3 separate regions of the Mus musculus genome follow, and regions 1 and 2 are each linked to region 3. The links are chromatin contacts, found by POLR2A ChIA-PET in ENCODE. All regions are on one chromosome and are shown on one strand. Each heading gives the region's core, a stretch centred on a gene start or an enhancer-like site at or near the end of the contact. The rest is flanking DNA. Distances are from core to core; before and after follow the strand shown. Region 1 holds the start of Tedc2 (tubulin epsilon and delta complex 2). Region 2 holds the start of Ccnf (cyclin F). Region 3 holds the start of D330041H03Rik (RIKEN cDNA D330041H03 gene).

Evidence for each region. ChIA-PET counts read pairs that join two places held with the same protein, here RNA polymerase II (POLR2A).
Region 1: POLR2A ChIA-PET joins it to region 3 with 10 read pairs in embryonic stem cell. The contact joins the promoter of Tedc2 here to the promoter of D330041H03Rik in region 3. POLR2A ChIA-PET finds 5 or more read pairs at or near these places in 3 of 5 experiments (Patski and embryonic stem cell).
Region 2: POLR2A ChIA-PET joins it to region 3 with 36 read pairs in embryonic stem cell. The contact joins the promoter of Ccnf here to the promoter of D330041H03Rik in region 3. POLR2A ChIA-PET finds 5 or more read pairs at or near these places in 4 of 5 experiments (Patski and embryonic stem cell).

What each region holds. Positions count from the first base shown.
Region 1 is chr17:24,218,919-24,223,424 of GRCm38, forward strand. Tedc2 (tubulin epsilon and delta complex 2) reads right to left here and starts at 1,933. Exons shown (of 10, transcript NM_028056.2): 1 at 1,773-1,933; 2 at 1,599-1,697; 3 at 1,334-1,392; 4 at 813-1,215; 5 at 235-288. The coding sequence starts at 1,822. It overlaps Ccnf (cyclin F), which reads right to left. Exons shown (of 17, transcript NM_007634.4): 17 at 4,314-4,506.
Region 2 is chr17:24,248,396-24,252,847 of GRCm38, forward strand. Ccnf (cyclin F) reads right to left here and starts at 3,014. Exons shown (of 17, transcript NM_007634.4): 1 at 2,900-3,014; 2 at 856-1,010. The coding sequence starts at 2,915.
Region 3 is chr17:24,412,516-24,417,151 of GRCm38, forward strand. It overlaps D330041H03Rik (RIKEN cDNA D330041H03 gene), which reads right to left and starts at 1,998. Exons shown (of 6, transcript NR_033554.1): 1 at 1,797-1,998; 2 at 1,186-1,413; 3 at 1-59. It overlaps Rnps1 (RNA binding protein with serine rich domain 1), which reads left to right and starts at 2,160. Exons shown (of 9, transcript NM_009070.2): 1 at 2,160-2,219; 2 at 2,526-2,647.

The DNA.
Region 1 (4,506 bases), core at 683-3,182, 190 kb before region 3:
CAAAAAACCAAAAAAAAAAAAAAAAAGAGAGAGAGAGAGAGAGAGAGAGAGAGGAAGGAGGAGGGAGAGGAGGAGGAGGAGGAGGAGGAGGAGGAAACAGACAAAAGGTTGCTTGGTTTAACTGGGAACTTCAAAGCCTCAGCATGCACAGGGATTAGTGAGTGCAGAAGCAGAGAGACCTCCCCTTCCCAATGTTTGCAATGTTTTCCTGTCTCTGTCACCACTCAGCCTTACCAGGAATTCCGAGACACTGCCTTCCTGAAGTCCTCAGGTAGCTGCAGGAGAGTCCTGTGAGAGAGAGAAGCCAATGCTAAGAGCAGTCTCCTCACATTCTAGGGCTGTCATTCTTTTTGTTATTGTTGTTTTGTTTTGCTTTTTTTCTGAGACAGGGTTTCTCTGTGTAGCCCTGGCTGTCCTGAAACTCACTCTGTAGACCAGGCTGGCCCCGAACTCAGAAATCTGCCTGCCTCTGCCTCCCGAGTGCTGGGATTAAAGGCGTGGGCCACCAAGCCCGGCATTAGGACTGTCATTCTTACTCATGGCTCAGAACCCATTGGGGCGAACCTTCTCACCTCCTCTCCTTTAACAGCTTAATTCTGACAAGCTTTTTGAAAACGGCTTCTGGAGGAGGGTGGGTGCTCGCCCAGTCCAGAGAGCTCATGGGCTGGTTAGGCTCCAGAACGACAAACCTGATACCATCCCAACCCTGTTCTGCCCTGTTTGCTTCAGTGCATGACCCTTACGGGTCGGCACCAGGGGCTTCCTCAACCAGCTCAATGCCCTGTCAGGATACGAGCGTCTGGGAAGCTTACCCCTTCTCCTTTAATGCGAAGAGTTCTGTGGTGTGATGAGCAGATGACGGGGTCATTTGTTGGTCCCTGAGGTCTGGTCCATACCCAGTAGTTTGGTCTTGTGTTCTTACATGGGTCTTATCACCCTTTGATCGTAGTCTGTGCTCAGGGTAATCCTTGGGAGGGGCTGTGGCCCGCTGTATACCCTTGGTGGATCTTGTACCCAATACACGGCTGCCACCCCGGCTGGGAGCCCGAGGATGGGAGGCGGCAGCGGCACCAGAAGTGGCTGCCTTAGATGTCAGAGTGGGGGTTCTGTCTCTTTGTCCAGCATTGGACACGCCTTTCCTCACACGTACAGCCTTCTCCAGAGCCTGGGTCAAAAGTTCCAGCTCCTCGAGATCTTGAGAACTCGGTGCACATGCTATGAACGTCAAGAACCATGCAAGAATTCCTCCTCACTGTCCCAGGATGGATTCCCCCATGACAGCAAGCCAGAGAAAGGCCAGGGACAGCACCCATAAAAAGCAGCTAACGTTTACCTGGACTTGGGTCCTCTTCTTTGGTTTCTGGAACTGGAGATGGGGTCCTGGCTGGTTCCCTGCAAAGACAGGGCAGCCATGGTATGGTCCAAACATTCTATCCCTAAGCAGATTCCCAGCCTCAGACCCTGGATAAGGGGTAAGGATAGCAATGGCAACCGGAGTCTAAAAGCATGCATTTGTATTTGGCCTTCTAGGCCCTGGGACTCTGCATAATCCTGATGGTCCGAGGAGGGACTGGCCAGGAGGTCCTGGGTCCGCGTACCAGACCTGCAGCAGCCTCCTGGAAACGCGCAGGCTCCGCTCCAACTGCCGCTGCCGATCGGCGCAGGAGTCCAAGGCGCCCTGCAGCTCCGCTACCAGCCTGAGGACAGGTACTATGTGAGCCTCCGAACCTCGCTCCCGTCCGCCCAATTCCCTTCCGTTGCACGAGACCCACCGGTGAGCGCAGTCTGCGGGTAGTAGGTAGTTTCCTTTAACACCAAGCATTTTTGCCGCCGCCAAGGAGTCCCGCGCCTTCCGGGCAGAAGGCCGCCCACTTCCGGGTAGGCTACCCAATCTTGAGCACAGCTTGCAAGTCCAGCTCCAAAACGCGAATCCATCTCAAGCTCCACCCATCATCCCAGACTCCGCCCTAACCCCTCCCACGGGAGGACGCAAAGGCTCTGTTGGAACCTGGACAGTGCCACTGTAGATAAGATAGCTTCTGATTTGGCTAATCAGATAATGCTCTTCTGACAGGGCATCCGTGACCCTCTAAAGTTTGGTTTTTTGTCTTAACCAGGTTTTGCCGAACCTACTTTGAAAGCAGAGATAAGCGGTCTTGCTGACTCCAGGATGACTTAGCAATCAAGCATATGGCCAGAAGACAATGCTAGAACTGGGTCAAGGAACATCTTAGGAATGTCAGGCGCCAGACGTGAACAATGAAGCCCAGGGAATCTGGAGCATGTGGCACTTAGAATAGGTCTGCTAAGCTGCTCTACGTCATGGAAGGTTGTGCAAGAGACAGAGGAGTGTCAGATAGTAGATAGATAGGCGGAGGGGAGGCTGAAGCCCAGAGAATGGCCAGGAGGCCGTAGATAGGACACATGCAAACACAGCAGCTAAGGGTCAGAGCAATGGTCTTTGCCCTCAAAGATCTACCAAGCTAGGCCAGCTTGTCAATACATGGTTAATATTGACTTGTTTGGCATAGATTATCAGTACATTATGTTCTCCATCAAGTCAGTTTGTGCAATCTCATGTAGTCTCAGCTGGCCTTCAATTCACTATGTATCTGATGACCTTGAACTCATGACCTTCCTGTCTCCATTTCAATTATTTTTTACTTTTATCTTTTTTGGTTTTTCGAGACAGGGTTTCTCTGTGTAGCCCTGGATGTCCTGGAACTCACTTTGTAGACCAGGTTAGCCTCCAACTCTGAGATCCACCTGCCTCTGCCTCCCAAGTGCTGGGATTAAAGGTGTGTGCCACCACTGCCCGGCCCAATTATTTCCTAATTAAAAAACTTGTATGTCAACGTACAACTTGCATGCCTAGTGCCCAAGGAGGCCTGAAGAGGGAACTGGATCTTCTGAAATTGGAGTTATAGATGGTTGAGTGGGTTTGTGGATCTGAATTCAGGTCCTCTGGTCAAGCAGCAAATGCTACAAACCAATGAGCTGCCTCTGCAGCCTCCTTCTCCCACCTCTTAGAAGCCTGCCACTAGACACAGCTTTTCCATTTGTTTCTACGGTGAAAAATGTGCTTGGCTGCTGAAAGAAATGAGGACAGGGAACAGTGCTCAGCAGTACTGGTGATATAAATTATTAGTTCTAGAGCCCAAGAAGTAAGGTAACCCTGGTTGTTTCTGTACAAAAAGAGCAAGAAAGTTAGCCCAGTGTCAAGTGGGAAAGGGGCTGAGATCTAGGCAGTTCCACTGTCATATTTGGGATAGAAGATGGGCACCCCTACTTACACTGGGCCTCCAGTAGCCCAGGGAAACTTAAGACCTGTGGAGACTAAGACTTCATAGAAGTCAGAGGGACCCAGGTGTGTGCCTAGAGTAATTGTTTCCTACCGGTGCAGGCTGGAAGTGGGCTGAGATCTTCTTGTGTGTGTGAATCTATATATTTGTATGCCACATGTAGACCTGGTGGCCACAGAGGTGAGATACCTTCCAACTGGAATTTAAGGTGACTCTGAACCATCATGTGGGTGCTAGGAAGCAAACCCAGGTCCTCTCCACAGGTAACAAGTACTCTTACAGGGAGCCATTCGGGAACCATGAACAAGATGGGAGGAAAGGGATAATTACCACTCATGCATTTAATCCTCACGGCATTCCTGTGAGGTAGGCATTACTGTCCCCTCTCATGGGAGGAGGCTGACGCATCCCAGGTTAACACTCAGAGGTGTAGGACAACAACCAAAATGCCTCGGCAGGGTGGTCAGAATGCTGCTAACAGTAGTAAAAAAGAGCTGCCATAGGGATGGAACAGAAAACAGAGAGCTAATGGGTTTGTACTTGTTCAAGGGTATCTGGGGCACTCCTGGTACTTTCTTCAGGGGTCAGCATATCTGCGCAGGCTTCAGCAGACACCCCAGGTGTTGAGGACAGCTGCCTCATAAATCACAAGGCAAAGCATTCGCTGACATGCTCAAAGGGACCAGACCCTGCTGGTTTCTCCCCACGGAATCCAGCCACAAACCCAGCAACTCTTCTGACTTCTCGCTCTCCTGCATCTTTGTGGCCTTGGGGATTACAAGTGATTGTTTATGGTGATCCTCTAGAAAGATTCGTTTTTCACAAGGAAAGAACATATGGCTAGAACCAAGGGGTGGGAGTAGGAGTTTCCGGTTCTGAGGTCAGATGACCCAGGCCCCGTTGACTTGGAGCTTCGGGTCCTCTTGCAGTCCTTCTGCCTGCCGGGACAGTCGGGAGAGGCACTGTGCAGGACTAGATTTTTTCTTTTTTCAGTTGAAGCACAGTAATATTGGGGATCTGTTATCTTTTTATTCAATACCCTCTATTTCAAATGCTTCCTTTTGTTCCCCATTAGAAGAAATGTAGAAATAAAGACAGGCAAAGAATGGCCTTGAAATTCAGTGCAGAGATACGGTCACATGGATACAATGGGACACAGACAAACCACTTTGGGAGGGACAGGGATGCCTGCAACTCCAGCTTT
Region 2 (4,452 bases), core at 1,764-4,263, 160 kb before region 3:
GCGAGTTGTGTCAAATCTCAGTATGTAGTCTCTTATTATAACTGAAACACTTATGAACAGCATTACCATGTTTGACAGGCATGATGCTGAGGCAGGAGGATCAGGAGTTCAGTCATTCTGGACTAAAAAAGCACTTCTGGACCATGCTGAGCTAAGTAAGGCACTGTCGCTAGGTAAGGAAGAGCCGGGTAAGATGGTCACTGATGGCAGTCCCAATACTCCAGAGGTAAAAGGAGGATCAGGAGTTCAAGATCAGTTACTAACTTGAGATTCTGTTTCAATCAATAAATCAATCAATTGATAAAAAACCACTCTTGGTGCTGGAGAGATAGCACAGCAATTAAAACCACTGGCTGTTCATCTAGAAGACCAGGGTTCAATTCCCAGCATCCCATAAAACAGCTGATAATCTTCTGAAACTCAAGACCCCAGGGATCAAACACCCTCTTCTGGCCTTTGCAGGTACTGCATGCACATGATGTATACAAGATATGCAGGCAAAACACTCAAAAAATAAAAATTAAAAAAAAAAAAAACGATTAAACCACGCAATTCTTTTGCATCAAAGTTGAATGCTGACATTTAAAAACATGCAATCTGGGGCTGGAGAGATGACTCAGCATCAAGAGCTCTTCCAGAGGACCTAGGTTCAATTCTCAGCACTCACGTGGCAGCTCACAATTGTGTGTAACTCCAGTTCCAGGGGATCTAATACCTTCACACAATTATACATGCAGACAAAACACAAATGCATATGAAATTTTAAAAACACACACACACACATAAATGTACACAAGAGCTTTACAGTATGACCAACAACACTAGGATTAGTATTGTTTCCATATGGTAACTTACAGCTCGGACAGCAAGGATGTCCCCAACAGAAAGCCATTTCAGGATATGAAAGAGTACATCTTCTGGGAGACTCAAGATGGTTAAGTTTCTGGGTCTTCTTTTGATTCTTCGTTTAGTAGGATAACAGAAACACTTGGCACACCTACAATGGATCACTTAAAGGGAAAAAAAATTCACAAGCCTTGGTGAGATAAAAAGTTGCATCTAAAGATGATTTAATCGTTACTGTCCTCTATTCACACAAGAGACTAGTTTTAAAATTAAATAAAGTGTACCATATGAATTACTTAAGATACCACCATTCCCCAGCACTCGGGAGGCAGAGGCAGGTGAATTTCTGAGTTCGAGGCCAGCCTGGTCTACAGAGTGAGTTCCAGGACAGCCAGGGCTATACAGGAAAACCCTGTCTCAAAAAACAAAACAACAAAAAAGATACCACCATTCCTTTTATAGCCAATAAATATTCAGGGAGAATATCAGGTAACATGTAACTTGAATGTTGGAAATTTTCTAATCCAAGATCTACATGACAACCAGAGCTGGAGAAAGCAGTCGACACTGATGAACATTCAGTTTTCCTTGAACTGTACTCAAGAAGGTACTTTTGGGGCCAAGAAACTGCTCAGCAGTGAAGGCTAGCTCACAACCAGTCAGTAAGATCCCTTGGACTTTTGCTATAGCCCAGGCTGGCCTCAAATTCACTAACATTAGCTGAGGTTACCCTTGAACTCCTGATTCCCCTACCTCTACCTGCCAAGTACTGCATTCTAAGTATTAGTCACTATGGCCAGCTTACATTGTTTATATTTGAACATGTGACTATCAGCATATGGTTGACCAAGGGACTTGCATAGCATAGACTGGGAACTCAAATTAGCAGGCCGTTCTGTAGAACATGGAGGCCAGATCCATCCCAGAGCAGCTCTCAGCTTGGCAGATGGTGAGAGCTCCCCAGTCCCCAAACAGAGGGGTCTTCCACACTCAGCTTACAGTGCAAAATCACCCCTTCCTAGCACCGTGGACCCTTTAATACACTCAGTTCCTCATGCTGCAGTGACCCCCAACCATAAAATACCTTCATTGCTACTTCATAACTGTAATTTTGCTACGGTTATGAATCTTAATGTAAATATCTGATATGCAGGATGTCTGATCTGCAACTCCTGTGAAAAGGTCGTGTGACCCCCCCAATGGAGTCGCGCCCACATGTTGAGAACTCAGGCACACAGCAACTGGACCCAGACATGCTCTTCAGATGAGCTCTTCTCCTCCACAGTGGGTTGTTCCAATATTTACTTCAGCAATTCATTCTTCATTCAACGCCTATGGCTTTTTTCCCTATTTCACAAAGGGCCCCCACATTACCCCCCCCCCCCAAGGTCCTGCCTTCCTACTTATAAATGCGCCTATCTTTCTACCTATTTTTCCTCCTCACACTGAGGCAAAAGTGGCTGACCTCGGGCTTTCCATCAGGAGGTCTCTAAGAGACTGTCCACTCCCAAACTCTTCACCTGAGTCTTATTGGAAACCAAATTTACAGCAAAGGCCAAATGTATACCCAGAGAGCTATAATTCCCAAACATTCTAAGAATATTATCATAACAGTTTCTTGACTCGTGTGCTCTAGAGCATGTCTGGAAGTGTTTAACCACTCTAACAAGTGAAATCGCACCCCCAGGTCGTGAGACGTTTTCACGGGGCAGATCCTGTGGCCTCAGCCAACCCTCAGGTGATCAAGCCGCCCACAAGAGTCCGGACAGGGCCTGAGATCGCTCTATATCGTGTGGATTGCCCACGACTTCACAGATAAGTAAAATCGTAGTTTGCTAAGTAGAGAACCTAAATAGCCCTGGGGTAACAGGAGAGGCATAGGCGCCGGGCGGGCATTTAAACCGCGCGGGCGGGCTCGCAGTCGGGGATACGTGCCTACCCCGTGCTTTGGGGGATGCGACGCGCACTCCCGGGTCACAGGGGCCCGAGTCCATGCTCCTCCGGCCTCCGTTCCGTATGACCTATCGCCTACCCGGCTCCCGCCAGCACTCACCACCGCCGCTCCCCATCGCCGAGCTCCCTCCACTGCCGCTTTAGACCGCTCTCAAGCGCGCCCGCGCCTGGGGCAAGTGCACGGAGCGCCTCACGCAGGCGCGGGCCCCACCCCCGCCCCGTTTTCAAACGCGCCGGGAGCTCCTACTGGTAGGACCACAGAGTTACGCCCCCCAGATCACTAGCCTCTCCTGCCCCGCAGGCTCTGGGCATTTGTGATTGGCTACACCAGGACGCGAATTCAAACGCTGGCTGTCTATTGGCTTATCGCTCGTGGTTGACCCGCCTTCTCCGCTGGGCGGGGGACGGAGGAGTTCAGCTGGCGCCGGCGGGCTATCCTAAAAAGCCCGCCCGGAGGCAGAGAGGGCTGGTCTTCTCCCTCCAAGACTTGTCCTACCGTCCGGAGTTGGTCGTGGCTTACTACCTGTCCCTCCCACGCGAGCTTCCGGCCGAGGAGACTGCATTTGGAGGCGCCAACTCCAACACTGATGTGGAAATTGCAGAAGCTGGGCTCCGATGCCGGGCAGCCACAGCCACAGTCACAGTCTGCTGAGCGATGTGTTCACTCGAGTACATGTTCCGTATTCTCATGAGATGATCTGTCGAGAAAAGACAAGTGGTCTCTTGAGGGTGGAGAGCGAGGAATAGGCCCAGGCTTATCCCCACAGCTTGGGTCAGCCTTCATCCCCTCCCCGAAGCCAGCATGCTCACTGTATCTGACCTGTGCTGGAAGCTGGATAGCAAGACCTCTAGTGGGTCTGAGACAGTTAATAGGGAATGGCTGTTCACAGCACAGAATATTAGAGAACCCTAGAGCAAGACTTGGGATTTGCTCCCCATTGCTGCTGATCTCCATGGGGAACCCTCACACTGTCTCTTTTCCGGAAGACTATACTGTTTTCCAATTTGTTACTTTTTCTTTTCTTCGAGACAGGGTTTCTCTGTGTAGCCCTGGCTGACCTGCAACTCACTCTGTAGACCAGGCTGGCCTTGAACTCAGAAATCCGCCTGCCTCTGCCTCCCGAGTGCTGTGATTAAAGGCATGTGGCACCACCACCCAGCTACTTTGTTACTTTTTTATCTTCCTCCTTTTGTACTTTGTTACTTGGGACAGAAGTGCTGTTTTCAGAATTTGCTTTTGGTAGCCTCTGGAAGGTATTAAAAAAACTAAATCTAACAATGAGCAAACCCGCTGTCCATCACATTTCAGAATACATAACAATCTATCTGGTCCCCTGGTTAATCAGAGTTACAAAGTCATCAGTTGATCAGTTGTCTTTTTTTTTTTTTTTGCTCTACCTTGTTTTGTATCCTACTCAATTTCAGTTTCTATTATTTATTGGAGGCGGGTTTTGTTGGTTTTGATAAAGGGTCTCCCAATGCCCTTCAGCTAACAACCTGACACTGCTTAGAGTCATCTGAGGGAGACTCAGTTATGTGATTGCCCATATCAGACTGGTCTGTGGCCATGTCTGTGAGGGATTGGTATGATTGATGACTGAGAGGGTTCAGCCTCTCACCACCTCTGGTGGTGCCATCCCTAGGTAGGTGTGT
Region 3 (4,636 bases), core at 748-3,247:
TCCAAAGACAATGAGATCTGATGCCCTCTTCTGGTGCATCTGAAGACAGCTACAGTGTACTTAGATATAATAATAAATAAATCTTAAAAAAAAAAACTTACACATGTGCCAAATTAAATTACATACTTACATACATGCCAAATTAAATTACTTTGAACATTAGGGGAAAAGCAGGGGAGAAGCTGTTAGCCCAGCTTCTTCGGTCCTCACCAGCCATCTGGGGTGACCCCAGATTTCTAGGGTTTCTAGGGTGTCCGTGCTGTTCTGGACCAAAAACTCTATTAGCCTCTCTAATCACAGACACCATTAATCTTCACAGAATGGTACATGCTCCCTGTGTGAGCATTACTACATCATCACAGGGCCCTTTCCCTACAAGAACCGGCTGAAGTCCCTGGACCACTGCTCTTCTGACCCACTGAGATGGTTAATCTTGGTTGTCAACTTGATTGGATTCAGAATTAACGCACCTCGGGGCACACCGGTGAGGGAGCTTTGTGATTAAGTGTGAAGGCCCAACCTGAACCTGACCAGCACTTCCCAGTGTCTTTGTAGGCAGTGCGAGATTTGCTTTTGTGGCTTTTCTCTCACTAGTCCGTCTACCTTTTTGCTGCCATCTTTCACTGACATCAGGGCCCAGCTTCTTCAGCCTTCCAACTAGTGCTGAAGACCAGGAACCCGCCATGATTTCAGCACCAGATTAAGACTACAAGGACATGTAGTTTCTTAGAAAGCTACTGGCTCTCAGCCTTTCTAGTGTGAATAACCCAGACTGGATGATGTAAGTGAGGGTCATCGTTTATTTGTTCCGTTCCACCAGAGAACAGCTAGCATCCACTTACCACTCATGTCTGACCACAGCAGACACAACAGCAATGCAAGAAAATCAGCTTATCCCTAATATCCTATACATTAAATAATCTTAAATCCAACAAGGGTACCAGACCAAACTGTCTAGATCTGCTAACCCCACCCCAAAAAATGAATACCTCAGGAAAGCAGACTTCAGAAGCAGGCTCCTCTTCCTGACTGTCCCACAGGACACACCCAGCTCCTTGGACCGAGATAATCTCTTCTCTCCATCTCTCCGGGATCACCAAAGTGCACATTGGCCACTTTCCTATCTTTCACAGCAATATGTAATCCAAATCTAAGTCACCTTTGTACCTTCCTCCTGAAGCTCACCTTAGCTCTGTTCCTCTTTCTTCGTTCCTGCCTCAAATCTACTTAGATAACCGCGGGGATTGTGTGCATATCCCTTTCTTCCGCAAATAACGGAGCAAGAATGTGCTAGGCAAACCGGGCGGTGGCGCTCGTCTTTAATCCCAGCAGTTGGGAGGCAGAGGCAGGCAGATTTCTGAGTTCTAGGCCAGCCTAGCCTGGTCTACAGAGTGAGTTCCAGGACAGCCAGGGCTACAAAACAAACAAACAAACAAACAAAAGAATGTGTTGGCAAAGTCGGGAGGCGGGGCACTACGGCGGGTGCTACTCTTTAGCCTCGTGCAGAGACCAGATCCTCTATGTCCTTGCTAAGAAGTTACTGACGTAACCCCGGTATAGACTAGCGTGCCTCTTCTTCTCCCAGCGATCCTGAACGCCTTTGCTGTTCCTTCTGCCCCACGCATTCTTGTCAGAAATGTCTCCTGGGAGAAACCTCCTTCAACATTTCCTCAAACTTTTTTCCTTTCTGGCCTCATCGGCCGCCCGCTACACCCAGTCAGCTGTATCCCACCAGCACAGAGACCATATCTATGCAATCACCACTAACTACCAGAGACTTGACCATAGGAACTCACCGTCCGTACCAGCCTGTCCCTTTACTACAATAACGCGGCCTCAGCAGGGTGCCTTAGATCCTAATGACAGCAGAGGCAACCCGAGTAGCTCCATCCACACAGATCCGGTAGGCGCCAAAGAGCACAAACCTCTGGTGCCGGTCAGCCAATCATCGCGCGCTTCAGAATGAGCAAAACAAGTCCAGGAAACTTTAGACCAGTCGGGGAGGGGGGGCGGGGGGGGGGACCGTAGGCGCTACGACGCTCCGCCCACACACAGTTGCTGTCCTTTAGTCCTCCACCGCTAACTTGCATTGGCTGAGTGTGCTTACGTCATCGTCGCGCGACGACGGCTGCGCCTTCCCGCTTCTCACCTCTGACGACAAAGTTGCGCCGGCGTCCTGGTCTGAGAAGAGCGGGAGGAGGTGGCGGCCTTGGGAAGATGTAAGTCGGGGTAGGAATCCGGCTGCATCCGACCTCCGGGGACCTTCTGCCAGGCTTGGCGGGGCGCATCGTGGAGCCGGTTGCGTTCCTCAGTGCGGCAGAGGCCCGCCGGCGAGGAACAGAGCCCGAGGAGAGAGTGTGGTTCAGGTCGGGCGGAGTGGGAGGTGTCGAGGCCGCGGCCCGGAAGTGGTCGAGGCGGTCACCGACGGAAGGGTGATCCCGCACGGTTCGCTCGGCGGCGACCCGCTTTAGCCTGCAGGACTCCAGCAGCTGCGAGCCCTGCCGCTTCTCTTGTTTTCTTGTCAGGCTGGAGACCTAGGCTCGCCACACCGGGCCCGACCTGAGTAGTGAGTGGAGAAAGAGGGTGGGAGGCGAGGTCGATGTCTGTGGCCGGAGCGGACGGTGCAGATTGCGAGCCGGCCTAAAAGGTTGGTTTCCTTTAAAGATCTCTTTCCACGAGTGTCTGTCGGAATCCAGTGTGCAGTTCTCAGTTCTGGGCATTGAGGATCCGTCCTAGGATGGACCGAGCACGGTTACGGAGCTCAGCGGGAGAGGATATGGGAAGGTTATGGTTGATGGTAGAGACGTGGTGGAGGCTTGCTTTCTCTACCTTGTGTTACTTCGTAGGCACTGTGTCTCCGATGTGCTTTTATATGTAGAGAGTGCTTTCAGATTGCCAAGACGCCCTCTGCTCGAGATTTAACCATTTGTTTTCTCCTCTCTCTGACTGTTGGACGCACACCTTTCCGGAGGATGGGAGAGGTGACCAAGGTCCTGAGCTGTTACCTGAGCTTGAGTGAACAGAGACCCTCACCTTTGCTTTCTAGCACTCGACCACACCCAGCAAAGAGTTCGCTTACGCCGCAGTTCATAATTTGTAGACTGCTTAACAATGGGTTCTGCCTGTTTCATAAAGTACATTCCAGCAGGTCGGGGTGCGGGTGCACAAGGGTGATCTCTACCCTTTGTCACTGGTATGAAGCACTTGAATAGTAACCCAAACCCCAAAAGTACATACCAGATTTAAATGACTTAGTATAGAAAACCCACAAGAAATTTAGTAATTTTATGTTGATTATATGTTACAAAGGTAATGTTCATTTTGTTAAAAACTAGTTTTGGGACCCACACACTGCCTTTAATCCCAGCACTCAGATGGCAAGTCAGAGTTTGAGGCTAGCTTGATCAACCTAGGCTAGCCAGGGCTGCCTAGTGAGACCATGTTTCAATAGGGGGGAAAAAGCCTTTAATTTTGGACTGTCAGTACTTGTGAATGGTAGAGGTCTTGTTGAGTATACTGGGCTCAGTGTTACTTCGTGTAGCCTTGCCTGTCCTGGAAGTAGACCAGGACAGACCTTTGAACTCGAGAGCCTCATTTCCCAGTTCTTGTTTCTAAAAAAAATAAGAAAGGTTTCACTAACTTTTGTGACTTGGCTGAAAGGAGATTAAAGGGTGTGCTCATGGTTCACACTCATGGACAGTGCTGCTTTTAGTGATCTCATCCAAAAGTCAGCTGAGCTGTAACACAGTTAACTAAGCAGCCAGAAATCAAACTTACCACTGAGCTTTTAGCTGGGTGCCTTGCCAGATTGATAGATTGATTTAGCCAAGCAAGGTTTAGGGAGCTAATTGTCAGGATTACTTAACTTGGTAGTATGCTTTTGCCTGTTGTGCACAAAGCCCTGGTTTCAGTCTCCAGCTCCATATCGAAAGCCTATAATCCCAGGCGGAGGCAGGAGATTCAAGTCATCCTACATAGAACATTTGAAGCCAGCCTGGGCTAGAGACCTTGTCTTTAATAGAATAAGCCTTTGGTTCCTGTACTCAGGAGACAGGAAGGATGAGTCCCAGCAAGGTGTCATGGTACACAGCTTTAATCCCAGCACTTGGGAAACAAAAGTGGGGGAATCTCTGTGACAGCCAGAGCTACAGGATAGCAAAAAAAAAAAAAAAAATTAAGAATGAGTGCCACAGCTGGACAGTGGTGGCACAGGCCTTTAATCCCAGCACTTGAGAGGCAGAGGCAGGTGGATTTCTTGAAGCCAGCCTGGTCTACAGAGTGGGTTCCAGGACAGCCAGGACTGCCCAGAGAAACCCTGTCTCGAGAAAAAAAAAAAAAAAGACTTGAAGCCTGAAACACAGGCTTGCTTGCTTGCTTACTCCAGACCATGGAAGATAGCTGAAAAGATATAGTCCTGGAAAGAAGCTAGATAGGTAATCATTTGCCATTTCTATTTGTCAAAGTAGTGGAAGGGAACTGTTCTCATGAGCTAGACTTATTCAGCAGCATTTAGAAGGGCCCTGTTTCTGAAAAGATGTATTCTCGCCTTACACTTGAGGAAGGTGAGGAAGAAGAGTTAGGATGTATCCTGAGGCCTTTTTTTGTATTTTGCTCCAAGAGAAGTCCCAGGGAGAAT